Regions from separate parts of the Homo sapiens genome. Here regions 1 and 3 are each linked to region 2. Evidence: read pairs that join two places in POLR2A ChIA-PET (ENCODE). Cell type or tissue: GM12878. All regions are shown on one strand.

Region 1 (4,000 bases), 130 kb before region 2:
CTTGGGTCCAGGAGTCCTGGGTGGCCCCCGTGGGAACAGTTTCAGGGTCCAGATGAAGAGACGAAGTCGCGAGAGGCGTGGGGTCCCTGAGCGGGGGGGTTGGGCAGGCCCCTGACTGCCTCGGCTCCCAGAGGACACGGGGCAGAAGCTGGCATTGGAGACGCTAGACGAGCTGGACTGGTGCCTGGATCAGTTGGAGACGCTGCAGACCCGGCACTCGGTGGGGGAGATGGCCTCCAACAAGGTGAGGTGGGGCAGATCGCTGAGCTCACCTGCCTCGGCCCACGGTGCCCCATCATCACGGTCTTCACCTTCTCTCCGCCCCAGTTCAAGCGGATCCTGAACCGGGAGTTGACCCACCTGTCCGAAACCAGCCGCTCCGGGAACCAGGTGTCCGAGTACATCTCCCGGACCTTCCTGGGTGAGCTTTGTTGAGTCACTGCCTGGACGACATTTTAGGAGTACTAAGAAACAAAAGAAAGATTCCTATGATAGACCTCAGTCTGGGGGAGATACAGCCAGACACAGACACCTTCAGCCCCCATGAGTCAGGGCTGGATCAGAGGGAGGAACAAGGGGAACTTCCAGGAGCAGGGGACATTAAAGCTACGGTTTTGAAGCATGAGTAGAAATTTGCCTAGGAGGAGATGGAGGGAACCAGACACTAGCTTGGGAGACGGAAAGGACATTAGGCTGTTTGGGGGAAAATGCTGAGCCCCAGGCACCCAGGGGCCAAGCCTAGCAGAAGGGTTTACTGAGATCAGCTGTGAACAGAGGAGAGGGGTAGGTAGCTACAGGCAAGACAGGATCTTTTTTTTTTTTTTGATACAGAGTTTCACTTTGTTGCCTAGGCGGGAGTGCAGTGGTGCAATCTCAGCCACTGCAACCTCCGCCTCCTGGGTTCAAGCAATTCTCCCACCTCAGCCTCCTGAGTAGCTGGGGTTACAGGTGCCTGCCACCATACGTGACTAATTTTTGTATTTTTAGTAGCGATGGGGTTTCACCGTATTGCTCAGACTGGTCTCGAACTCCTGACCTCAAGTGATCTGCCCACCTCGACCTCCCAAAGCACTGGGATTACAGGCGTGAGCCACTGCGTCCGGCCGACAGGGTCTTTACTCCGAACTTACTTTGGTTCCTGTAGAAAGGGAAATAGGTTGATTCTGGGGTTTGGCAAAATTCAGGTCCTGAGGCCAGGCCCCAGCAGGTGAAATCGGCTTCTCTGAGCTTCACCCTGGCCCATCCGCAGACCAGCAGACCGAGGTGGAGCTGCCCAAGGTGACCGCTGAGGAGGCCCCACAGCCCATGTCCCGGATCAGTGGCCTACATGGGCTCTGCCACAGTGCCAGCCTCTCCTCAGCCACTGTCCCACGCTTTGGGGTCCAGACTGACCAGGAGGAGCAACTGGCCAAGGTGGGTCCCCAACCACAATGCCAAGATCAAGGTTTGGTCCCTGGCTCTGTCTGGATGCCCTATCTCGGGCCTGTTTGCCCACCTATATACTGGGCAGTTGGGGCTCACTGTGGAACCTGGGGTGGGAGGATGGAGGCTCTAGAGTCTGGGGAAGTTGGGCTGGGGTTAATTAAGCTTCAGCCCTTCATATCTTAGGAGCTAGAAGACACCAACAAGTGGGGACTTGATGTGTTCAAGGTGGCGGAGCTAAGTGGGAACCGGCCCCTCACAGCTATCATATTCAGCATTTTTCAGGTACCTACCCTGCCCTTGGCTTCCAAGGAAAAACTCCTGGGGTTTCCCTCACTGCTTCCTACCACAGACCTCAGGGACACTCATTTTTCAAATCCTCCCTGACATTTCTGAAGGGGATAATTTGAGCAGGGTATTGAAGGATGAATAGGAGTTCACTCAGATGAACAGTTTGTTGTCCAGAAGCCTCAGCCCTGGCCCGGCCCCTGGCCCTGAAGAGGAGAGAAATCTGGAGAGAAGAGCTGGACAGAGACACCCCCAGTCCTGTAGGGTCAGGGATGGACCACCAAATAACACAGAGTGGAGGAGTTCAGGAGAGCACAGAGGGCATCTCAGAGGAGCAGGTGCTTGAGGCATAGATAGGAGTTCAGAAGAGAGGGGTAGGAACAGCGTGTGCTGCAGCCCCAAGGCCAAGGCCCTGAGCCAGGGTCTGTGATGGACCAGGAGCGGGACCTGCTGAAGACATTCCAGATCCCAGCAGACACACTGGCCACCTACCTGCTGATGCTGGAAGGTCACTACCACGCCAATGTGGCCTACCACAACAGCCTACATGCCGCCGACGTGGCCCAGTCCACGCATGTGCTGCTGGCTACGCCCGCCCTCGAGGTACTGCGCCATGACTGCAGGCAGGTGGGCGGGTGCAGGGCCCAGAGAACCCGCCCCTCACCGCCTGTGCCCTCTGCCTGCTCAGGCTGTGTTCACAGACTTGGAAATCCTGGCTGCCCTCTTTGCAAGCGCCATCCACGACGTGGACCATCCTGGGGTCTCCAACCAGTTTCTGATTAACACCAGTAAGTAGGAGTGGGAAGTGGGTGCAGGAGAAGAGGTGGACCCTGCCTCCACCCTGTCCACCAGGTGATCTCAGGGGGTTCCCATCTGCCCTGAGCCCAGTCTCCCTGTCTATGAAATGACTATGACAGTTTTCCCTCCCTTCAGGGTCTTGGAGCAGGTCTGGGTACACAGTAGGTGCCAACAAATGACAGAATAATGAGCTGTGGCAGAGCTGATCTGGTTCCACCAAGACCTTTATTTATTTATTTTTAAAGACAGTGTCTTGCTCTGTCACCCAGGCTGGAGTGCAGTGGCGCGATTTCGGCTCACTGCAACCTCTACCTCCCAGGTTCAAGCGATTGTCTAGCCTCAGCCTCCCGAGTAGCTGGGATTACAGGCACACACTACCATGCCTGGCTAATTTTTGTATTTTTCGTAGAGACAGGGTTTCGCTCTGTTACCCAGGCTGGTCTCAAACTCCTGGCCTCAAGCGATCTGTCTGCCTCAGCCTCCCAAAGTGCTGGGATTACAGGCACGAGCCACCGCGCCCAGACAGTTCCACCAAGATCTTAAAGTTTAGGATCCTATGAGGAATCTGAAAAACTCAGTTGACAGGCAATTATTGGGCACCTTTTGTGTACAAGCCCTGGAGTGCTGGGGGTGAGAGTGGAGGCCCCTCACTCAAAAGGACCTAGAGTCCAGAGACTGGGTGCCATGGCTCACACCTGTAATCCCAACATTGTGGGAGGCCGAAGTGGGAGGATTGCTTGAAGCCAGGAGTTCGAGACCAGCCTGGGCAATACAGTGAGACCCTGTCTCTCAAAAAAATAACAAAAATTAGTCAAGGGTGGTGGCACACACCTGTAATCCCAACTACTCAGGAGGCTGAGATGGGAGGATCACTTGAGGCCAGGAGGTTGAGGCTGCAGGGAACCGTGATTGCACCACTGCACTCCAGCCTGGGTGACAGCAAGACCCTGTCTCTAAAAAAGAAAAAGAAAAAAAAAAAACATTACTGAGTACTCACTGTCACTGGCCATAGGGGGTCCATGAGGAGCCTTCCCAGTCTTGGGTAGGCAGAGCCAAACACAGACAACCCTAGCCCTGCAGTCAGGGAAGCGCCAGGGACCTGGATGGTTTCTTACAGGAGGGCATGCTAGAGTTGGGCCTTCAACGCATGGGTAGGAGTTTGCTAAGGATTTCCAAAAGCTGCTTTTGGGTAGAGTGGGTGGGGCGGGTGGATCTTGGGGCTCTCAGTCCCATACCCTCACAGACTCAGAGCTGGCGCTTATGTACAACGACGCCTCGGTGCTGGAGAACCATCACCTGGCTGTGGGCTTCAAGCTGCTGCAGGCAGAGAACTGCGATATCTTCCAGAACCTCAGCGCCAAGCAGCGACTGAGTCTGCGCAGGATGGTCATTGACATGGTGAGGCCAGGGCAGTAAGCGGGGCGGGAGGGGCAGAGGGGAGCGGGGCATCCTTCTCATCTGCAGACAGCAGGGTGGGGTGATATTGGCATGG
Region 2 (4,000 bases):
CCCGAGTAGCTGGAATTACAGGCACCTGCCACCACACCCGGCTAATCTTTGTATTTTTAGTGGAGACAGGGTTTCACCATGTTTGCCAGGCTGGTCTCAAACTCCTGACCTCAGGCGATCCACCCACCTCAGCCTCCCAAAGTGCTAGGATTACAGGCATGAGCCACTGTGCCCGGCCTAACATCTATATATTCTTCAAAATCCACTTCAAATTCTCTTTGAGAAGTATCAGAGGACCTTGTATTGAATGAACAAATACATTTTATTCTTGTGAGCTTCTATGTACCCATCAAAACTCTCCTCACATGTCTCTATAAGGGACATCAGGAAGTGTGGTGGTTGAATGAACTTTTTTCTTGGTAACCTCCTGAGTCTTCCTTAAAACATCCTCTAATCTGTTTGGGAGCGGTGGCTCATGCCTGTAATCCCAGCACTTTGGGAGGCTGAGGTGGGAGGATCCCTTGAGACCAGGAGTTTGAGACCAGCCTAGGCAACATAGTGAGACCACATTTCTTTTTTTTTTTTTTTTTCAGACAGAGTTTTGCTCTTGTCTCCTAGGCTGGGGTGCAGTGGCACAATCTCAGCTCACTGCAACCTCCGCCTACCAGGTTCAAGCGATTCTCCTGCCTCAGCCTCCTGAGTAGCTAGGATTACAGGCGCGTGCCACCATGCCTGGCTAATTTTGTATTTTTATTTTATTTTATTTTTTTGAGACAGAATTTCACTCTTGTTGCCCAGGCTGGAGTGCAATGGCACGATCTTGGCTCACCGCAAACCCCGCTTACCAGGTTCAAGTGATTCTCTTGCCTCAGCCTCCCAAGTAGCTGGGATTACAGACAGGAGCCACCATGCCCGGCTAATTTTGTATTTTTAGTAGAGACGGGGTTTCTCCATGTTGGTCAGGCTAGTCTCGAATTCCTGACCTCAAGTGATCTGCCCACCTCGGCCTTCCCAAAGTGCTGGGATACAGGCATGAGACCACATTTCTACCAAAAACTGAAAAAAAAAAAAAAAAAGCTGGATGGTCGAGGGGCGGTGGCTTACGCCGGTAATCCCAGCCCTTTGGGAGGCCGAGGCCAGCAGATCACTTAAGGTCAGGCATTTGAGACCAGCCTGGACAACATGGTGAAACCCCATCTCTACTACAAATACAAAAATTAGCTGGGTGTGGTGGTGCATGTCTGTAATCCCAGCTACTCAGGAGGCTGAGGCAGGAGAATTGCTTAAACTCAGGAGGCGGAGGTTATAGTGAGCTGAAATCGCACCACTGCACTCCAGCCTGGGTGACTGAGCAAGACTCTGTCTCAAAAGTAAAAAAAAAAAAAAAAAAAAGAAAAGCCAGGCATCATGGTGGCATTGGCCTGTGTCTCAGCTATATCAGAGGCTGAGGTAGAAGGATAGCTTGAAACTGGGAGGTTGAGGCTGCAGTGAGCTATGATTGTGTCACTGCACTCCAGCCTGGGTAACAGAGTGAGACCCTGTCTCAAATAAAAATAATAATTAAACATCCTCAAATGATCCCTCAGAGGCATTAGAAAGTCCTGATTGAATGATGAAAATTGTTCTTGTTGATGAGTGATGCCTATGAGTTTGTTAAATTAACAAATGGGTTGTCTCCTGGCTAACTCCTATGCATCCTTCAACACCCTCTTTAGATGATCCTCAGCGACGTTAGGGTCTCTTGCCACATGGAGGGAAGCTCGGCCCTCCTCCTCGGGCTGAAGGTCTCTCTCCCTGAGAAGGCGGAAGCTGAGGAGGTGGGGAAGTGCTGTGGTTCCTCCCGTCATGTTTTCTGGGGCCCTCGTGACTCGATCCTTCCTGCTTCACCCGCCCCCGAGTCTGTGGGGCACCTGAAAGTGGGGCAGCCCTGGGAACTTATCTCAGACGAGCTTCTGGGGCAGCTGGGTGGGGCCATAAGGGGCCCACAGGGCCTCTTGGCAGGCCTAGAGACGGAGGGAAGGAGGTGGGCTTGCCAAGATGTGGCAAGGGGAAGGTGGGATGTGGGGAACTTCAGAGGGAGTGTCAGGTTGTGACTTCAATAAGGGGAGAAATACCACTTCACCTTTGTCTGGGGTACCCCTCCAGCTCACACACCTGCCATGGCTCCCTACCGCCCTCGGAGAAAGCCAGGCCCTTTAGCCTGGCGCTCGAGGCCCCAGCCCATCACCCCACAGAAACCCAGACCCACTGTGTCCATCTTGGTGGTCCCCAAAGCACCTCCTCTGGACTTTTGCCTCTGCTGTGGCCTCTGCCGGAGATGCCCTGTAATTCTATACATTCTAGCTCAAGTGTCCCTCCTCCAGGCAGTCCTCCCTGCTCCACTTCAGGGCACCCGGCCTCCATCTGTTCCTGATCCCAAGGGGCTAGGGGCGTCTGTGTCCAGCTTTTCACCTCCCCAGCCCTGTATCTCCCTCCCTCGATGTTTTTCCAGCAGCTGCCAGGCAGAGGCCACTGGGGAACAACAACAATGACTAATCACACTGGCCAGCGGGTGGACAGCGCTCACTGCAAGCCAAGCCCTCCTTCATACTCACAAAAGCCCATTTTGCAGGTGGGAAAGATGAGGCCTGAGAGGGCCAACCTTGGTGCGGGTGGGGGAAGCCCTGAGGCACGGTCTCCACTCTGGAAGGGGCAAAACTATACTCCACAAGGGGTGGTTTGAATCCATCTCTTCATCTCCAGCTGGGGCCTCAGGTGGTCTGAGTGCCCCTGGACTCAGTTTCCCAATCTGTGAAATAAGGCAAGTGAGGGACTCTCCAGGAATTGGTGGAGTTGGGAGGGTCTCAGGATGGTCAGGAGGGGGCCATGACTTTCCTCTGATCTCTACCTATTTCCTCCACCTTTCTTGTTATTTTTTGAGCAGGGTCTTGCTCTGTGGCCCAGGCTGGAGTGCAGTGGCGCAATTAGAGCTCACTGCAGTCTCGACCTCCCTGGCTTAAGCCTCAGCCTCCCAGGTAGCTGGGACTACAGGCACCTGCCACCATGCCCAGCAAATTATTTTTTGTAGAGATGGAGTCTCACCATGTTGCCCAGGCTGCTCTTGAACTCCTAGCCTACAGCAATCCTCCTGCCTTGGCCTCACAAAGTGCTGGATTACAGGCATAATCCACCCTGCCTGGCCTCCTCCATCTTTATGTATCTCTCTATCTCTGTCCCTTTCTCTGTCTCTGCCCCTCCCCCAGGCCTCACACATCCATCCCCCAGCTGACCCTGGCCTGGGCCCCGGGGCCAGAGAAGGCTGTCCTGTATGGGGTCACAGGGCCCCCGTCCCCACTGTGCCAGGCCCAGGACACTGAGTCTTTGTCCCTAACTCACTGACCTCATAGCCTGCTGGGCGCCTGACCCTGGCCAGCTCAGCTGCCCCTCGGAGCCAGGCTTCTTGAAGGAGGGACCTCCTCCCAGGAAGCTGAACCGCATTGCACAACCCTGGCCACTTGGGCCTCAGTTTCCACAGATGCTCATCCCCAGGAGAGACCCTCTCCTTCTCCCTCCTCAGTGCCCCTGGACTCTAAGAATATTTCTTTTTTCTGTAGATGCATCTCACGTAACCTAAAATTCATCTTTTTTTTTTTTTTTGAGACATAGTCTCACTCTCTCACCCAGGTGGGAGTGCAGTGGTGTGATCTCGGCTCACTGCAACCTCTGCCTCCCGGGTTCAAGCGATTCTCCTGCCTCAGCCTCCTGAGTAGCTGGGATTACAGGTGCATGCCATCACGCCCAGCTAATTTTTGTATTTTTAGTAGAGACTGGGTTTCACTGTGTTGTCCAGGCTGGTCTCGAACTCCTGACCTCAAATGATCCACCTGGCTCGGCCTCCCAAGTGCTGGGATTGCAGGAGTGAGCCACCGCGCCCGGGCCGGAAATTCATCATTTTAAAGCAAACGATTCAGTGACATTTAGCACATTCAGTGTTGTGCAACCACCACCTCTATCTGGTTCCAGAACATTTGCATCACCCCAAAAGGAAACCCCGCATACATCAGCAGTCACTTCTCACTCC
Region 3 (4,000 bases), 140 kb before region 2:
AGAGGTGAATATTCTGTGCCTGAGCCTGGTACACACTGGGTCCCCAGCTTGTGGCTCTTTACTCAGCCCTAGAAACTGTTGGGGGAATGTGCTTCCCCACAGCCCCAGATGGATCACAGGGGTATGGGAGGGTCTAAGCATTTTGTTGAGAAGGCATTTAAGCACCTACTGGGTGGCAGGCCCTGTGTTGGAGACGCAACCATGGATAAGAAGCTGTGTCCCCTAAGGCTGATGGTGGAGACACTCATACCAGGTGGAGAAGGCACAGGTTGATAGGGAAAGGTCAGAGAACAAGCCCAGAGGAGGCTCCAGACCCAGCAGTGGGGTGGGAGTCAGGGAGGACTGCTTGGGAGAAGTGACATTTAAGCTTAGCCTGCAGGAGGAAAGAGGTCAGCTAGGGTGAGTGCAAGAAGGGTATTCTAAGTAGAAGGAACAGAATGTGCAAAGCCTCAGACTCAAGAGGATCAGGCATGTGAGGAGCTGAAAATGGATCAGTGTGGCTTGAGGATGGAAGGAGAGGCTCTCTGTTTATGCTACAAGCATTTATTTATTTATTATTTTTTAGATGGAGTCTCTCACTCTGTTGCCCAGGCCGGGTGCAGTGGCACAATCTTGTCTCACTGCAACCTCTGCCTCCTGGGTTCAAGCGATTCCCCTACCTCAGCCTCCCCAGTAGCTGGGATTACAGGTGCCCACCACCATGCCTGGCTAATATTTGTATTTTTAGTAGAGACAGTTTTGCCATGTTGGCCAGACTGGTCTCAAACTCTTGACCTCAAGTGATCCACATACCGTGGCCTCCCAGAGTGCTGGGATTGCAGGCATGAGCCACCACACCCAGCCGCTACAAGCATTTATTGAGCATCTACTAAGTGCCAAGTACTGAGGGAACAGCAGGGAACATGGCAGACCTGGCCTTGCTCTCCAGGGACTCACAGGCAAATAATCATGACAATAAATGTGAAGTTGTATCCATGGCTGGAGGGTGCTCTGAGGCATTTACCTGGCTAGTCAGGGAGGGCTTCTCGGAGGAGGTGACTCTAACTGTAACCCAAAAGACAAAGCATCAGCAGGCGACAAGCATTCAGGTGAGGGCCATGGGGTGGAAATAAGCCTGGCTGATTCAGAGAACAGTGAGGAGTGGGGAGAGACTGGAACAGTGTAAGCCAAGAGAAGTGAGGTGGGGATGGGCCACATGGGACCTCTGGGAGGTGTGAATTCAGATCTGAGGGCAATGGGGGGCCATGGGAGGGTCTGCAGCAAAGGAGTGTGTGATTTGACCCATGCGAACATCTACACATGTGACCTGGCCCCCACCCTGCTCATTCTGCTTGACTCCTCCGTGGGGACTTGGGCAAGTCATCTCCCCTCTCCACGTCTCAGTTTACTCATCTGTAAAATGGTCAAAAACACCCATTTAAAAAAATCTCTCTGGGGCCACCTGGTGGCAGTGGAGAAAAGTGCCTGCCCAGAGAAGGGAACATTCAAATGAGGGAAACTGAGGCAGTGCTGTGCTAAAGGCATCAGAATGGGCGCAGTGGCTCACACCTGTAATCCCAGTACTTTGGGAGACTGAGGCAGACGGATCACCTGAGGTCAGGAGTTCAAGACCAGCCTGGCCAACATGGTGAAACCCCGTCTCTACTAAAAATACCAAAATTAGTTGGGCGTGGTGGCAGATGCCTGTAATCCCAGCTACTTGGGAGGTTGAGGCAGGAGAATCACTTGAACCCAGGAGGCAGAGGTTGCAGTGAGCCAAGATTGCGCCACTGCACTCCACCCTGGGCGACAGAGTGAAACTGTGTCTCAAAAAAGTAAGGCCAGGGACAGTGGCTCACGCCTGTAATCCCAGCACTTTGGGAGGCTGAGGCAGGTGATCACCTGAAGTCAGGAGTTCGAGACCAGCCTGACCAATATAGTGAAACCTCGTCTCTACTAAATACAAAAAAAAAAAAAAAAAAAAATTAGCTTGGCATGGTGGCACATGCCTGTAATCCCAGCTACTTGGGAGGCTGAGGCAGGAGAATTGCTTGAACCCAGGAAGCGGAGGTTTCAGTGAGCCGAGATTGTGCCATTGCACTCCAGCCTGGGCAACAGGAGCAAAACTCTGTTCTCAAAAAATAATAATAATATGTAAATAAAATAAAATAAAATAAATAAAGGCACCAGAGACTACTGGGCACCTCTACAGGAGATGCAGTAATGCAGGGATGGAGTCAGGGTAGGGGTGCTTCTGTCCAAACCTCTTTCAGCTTTTGTCCCTTACCCAGCGGGGCTTGGAGAGCCTCCCAGGGCCTGGTAGGAGCCAGGCTGTGAATGCTGAGTCCTGGCTCTGTGGCCACCCCTTGCTGTGACTCTTTCTCCATCCGAACAGCTATTAATTAACACCTTCCTGTTAGAACTGTTAATAAAATATTTAAAATTAAATATATGGATGAAACATTAATAGTAAACCTATTGATAAAATATTAATGTGAGACTCGCCCCTGGGACTACAGAGGGGATGAAATGAGTTAACGCATCCAGTGCGGGAGGACCCAGGCTGGGAAGAACACTACCTGTCCGGGTTCAAATGACCCCAGTCTTGCACCTTATGGCTGTGTGTCCTTAGGCAAATGACTGTGCCTTTCTGTGCCTCAGTAGCCCCATCCTCGAAATGGGAATAGTAGTCCACACTTTGTAGGTTTCGTCTGAAAATCCAATGACTTTTCCCTTCACTGCTGTTGGCTGAGTGCTGCATGTTTTTGAAGCACTCAGTTTACATAATTTTGTTTAGTCTTAGCCTCCTATTTTATGTCTGTGATTTTGGGGGAGGGGCTGAATCTCTGTGCCTCGGTTTCTCCTTGGGGACATGTAACTATTGTCACTTCTCTCACAGTGGCGGGGAGGTGGTGTCAAGACTGCTGAGACCTTGGCTCCAGTGTCCCCACAAGGCCAATCCTAGCAGCATGTGTCCCCTAGGGATGGCTATAATTAGGTCTGGCCCCAGCAGACAACGATGGTATTTTTGTCTTGGGGACAGCGAGGTCTGGTTCCCGCCAGGTGTCTGGTTGCAAGACTGCGGGGGTTAGGGGGGCTTCCTGGCCAGATACCTGAGGCTCTCTGTTTTTCTGGGCTGTGTGACTCCTCCTCTGAGCCTCTGTTTTCTCATCTGTAGAATGGGGAGACTCTCATGTATCTGGCCTTAGCATGGTTGCCTCAGGATCTCCTGTGGGATCCCTGATCAATGGGCTTCTCCAGGACTGCCAGAAACATGGGTACCATGTCTGGGGACACCAAGACTGAGGCAGCCGCCCCGGGGGGAAGGCCCAGGCTGAGAGACAGAGGTCATTCCACAGCAAGGGGCACGGTCAGGCCTCAGTTGCTGGGAGGTCCCCTGGGCCTCTGCCTGTGACATGGCTGTTTCTAGGTCCCTCCTCCTTGTGTGACACATGCTAAGCCTTGGTTTCCTTTTCTGTAAAGTGGAACAAGGCCAGCCTGACTCCAGCATTCTGAGGGTAGAGCACCTGGTACAGACTCTGGGAATCCTCCCAGACACCAGAGGCCCCCCCCAGTCCTGGGACAGTGAGGTCCCTCTGATGGCAGGGGTGGGCGGCTGAGGTTTCGCAGGACAGAAGACTTGGCAGAGGTGATGTGCGGATGTTTGTCTAGGAGGAGACAGCAGGAGAGGTGAAGGCATCCAGAGACAGGGCCTGGGGAATGTCAGAGCAGGTGGGGGATCACGTGGGGAGTTGCGTGGAGGGGTGCTGGGAGAGGGGGCCCTGAGTTTGGGTCTCGCTTTCTGCAACAAAGACCCATGCCCGTGACCGCGTCCATGGAAGCCTCAGTTTCCCCACTTGGCAAAGGATTAAGGGTTTGTAGTTTCTGGTGCGCTGTTTGATGGCACTAGGCCTCAGTTTCTCCATCTGGAAAATGGGCAGAGGAGGATTAGAAACATTGCGTGGGATCGGACATTGGCAAACTCTATACCTCGGTGATGCCCTCAATAATGGAAGGCAAG

The links. ChIA-PET counts read pairs that join two places held together with the same protein. Peaks named below come from ENCODE experiments on the same cell type or tissue, not always from the same donor. Only the 100,000 strongest peaks of a DNase experiment are listed, where the experiment ranks them.
Region 1: POLR2A ChIA-PET joins it to region 2 with 6 read pairs; 7 of 35 experiments call an interaction of 5 or more read pairs at or near these places.
Region 3: POLR2A ChIA-PET joins it to region 2 with 6 read pairs; 3 of 35 experiments call an interaction of 5 or more read pairs at or near these places.

Annotation. Positions count from the first base shown.
Region 1 is chr19:18,216,647-18,220,646 of GRCh38, reverse strand. It overlaps PDE4C (phosphodiesterase 4C), which reads left to right. Exons shown (of 15, transcript NM_001098818.4): 6 at 132-244; 7 at 328-421; 8 at 1,250-1,413; 9 at 1,609-1,707; 10 at 2,149-2,313; 11 at 2,399-2,498; 12 at 3,752-3,906. Among named protein-coding and RNA genes, the nearest start is that of PDE4C, 7.8 kb to the left of the region's middle. RefSeq lists an enhancer at 159-1,358. In GM12878, no CTCF peak of the experiment used is centred here; no DNase peak of the experiment used is centred here.
Region 2 is chr19:18,089,201-18,093,200 of GRCh38, reverse strand. It overlaps a transcript of IL12RB1 not described here. Among named protein-coding and RNA genes, the nearest start is that of IL12RB1, 4.3 kb to the right of the region's middle. In GM12878, no CTCF peak of the experiment used is centred here; DNase peaks (open chromatin) are centred at 1,820 and 3,959; H3K4me3 peaks cover 976 bases; H3K27ac peaks cover 2,754 bases.
Region 3 is chr19:18,227,067-18,231,066 of GRCh38, reverse strand. It overlaps a transcript of PDE4C not described here. Among named protein-coding and RNA genes, the nearest start is that of PDE4C, 2.6 kb to the right of the region's middle. In GM12878, a CTCF peak has its summit at 1,441; no DNase peak of the experiment used is centred here; H3K27me3 peaks cover 182 bases.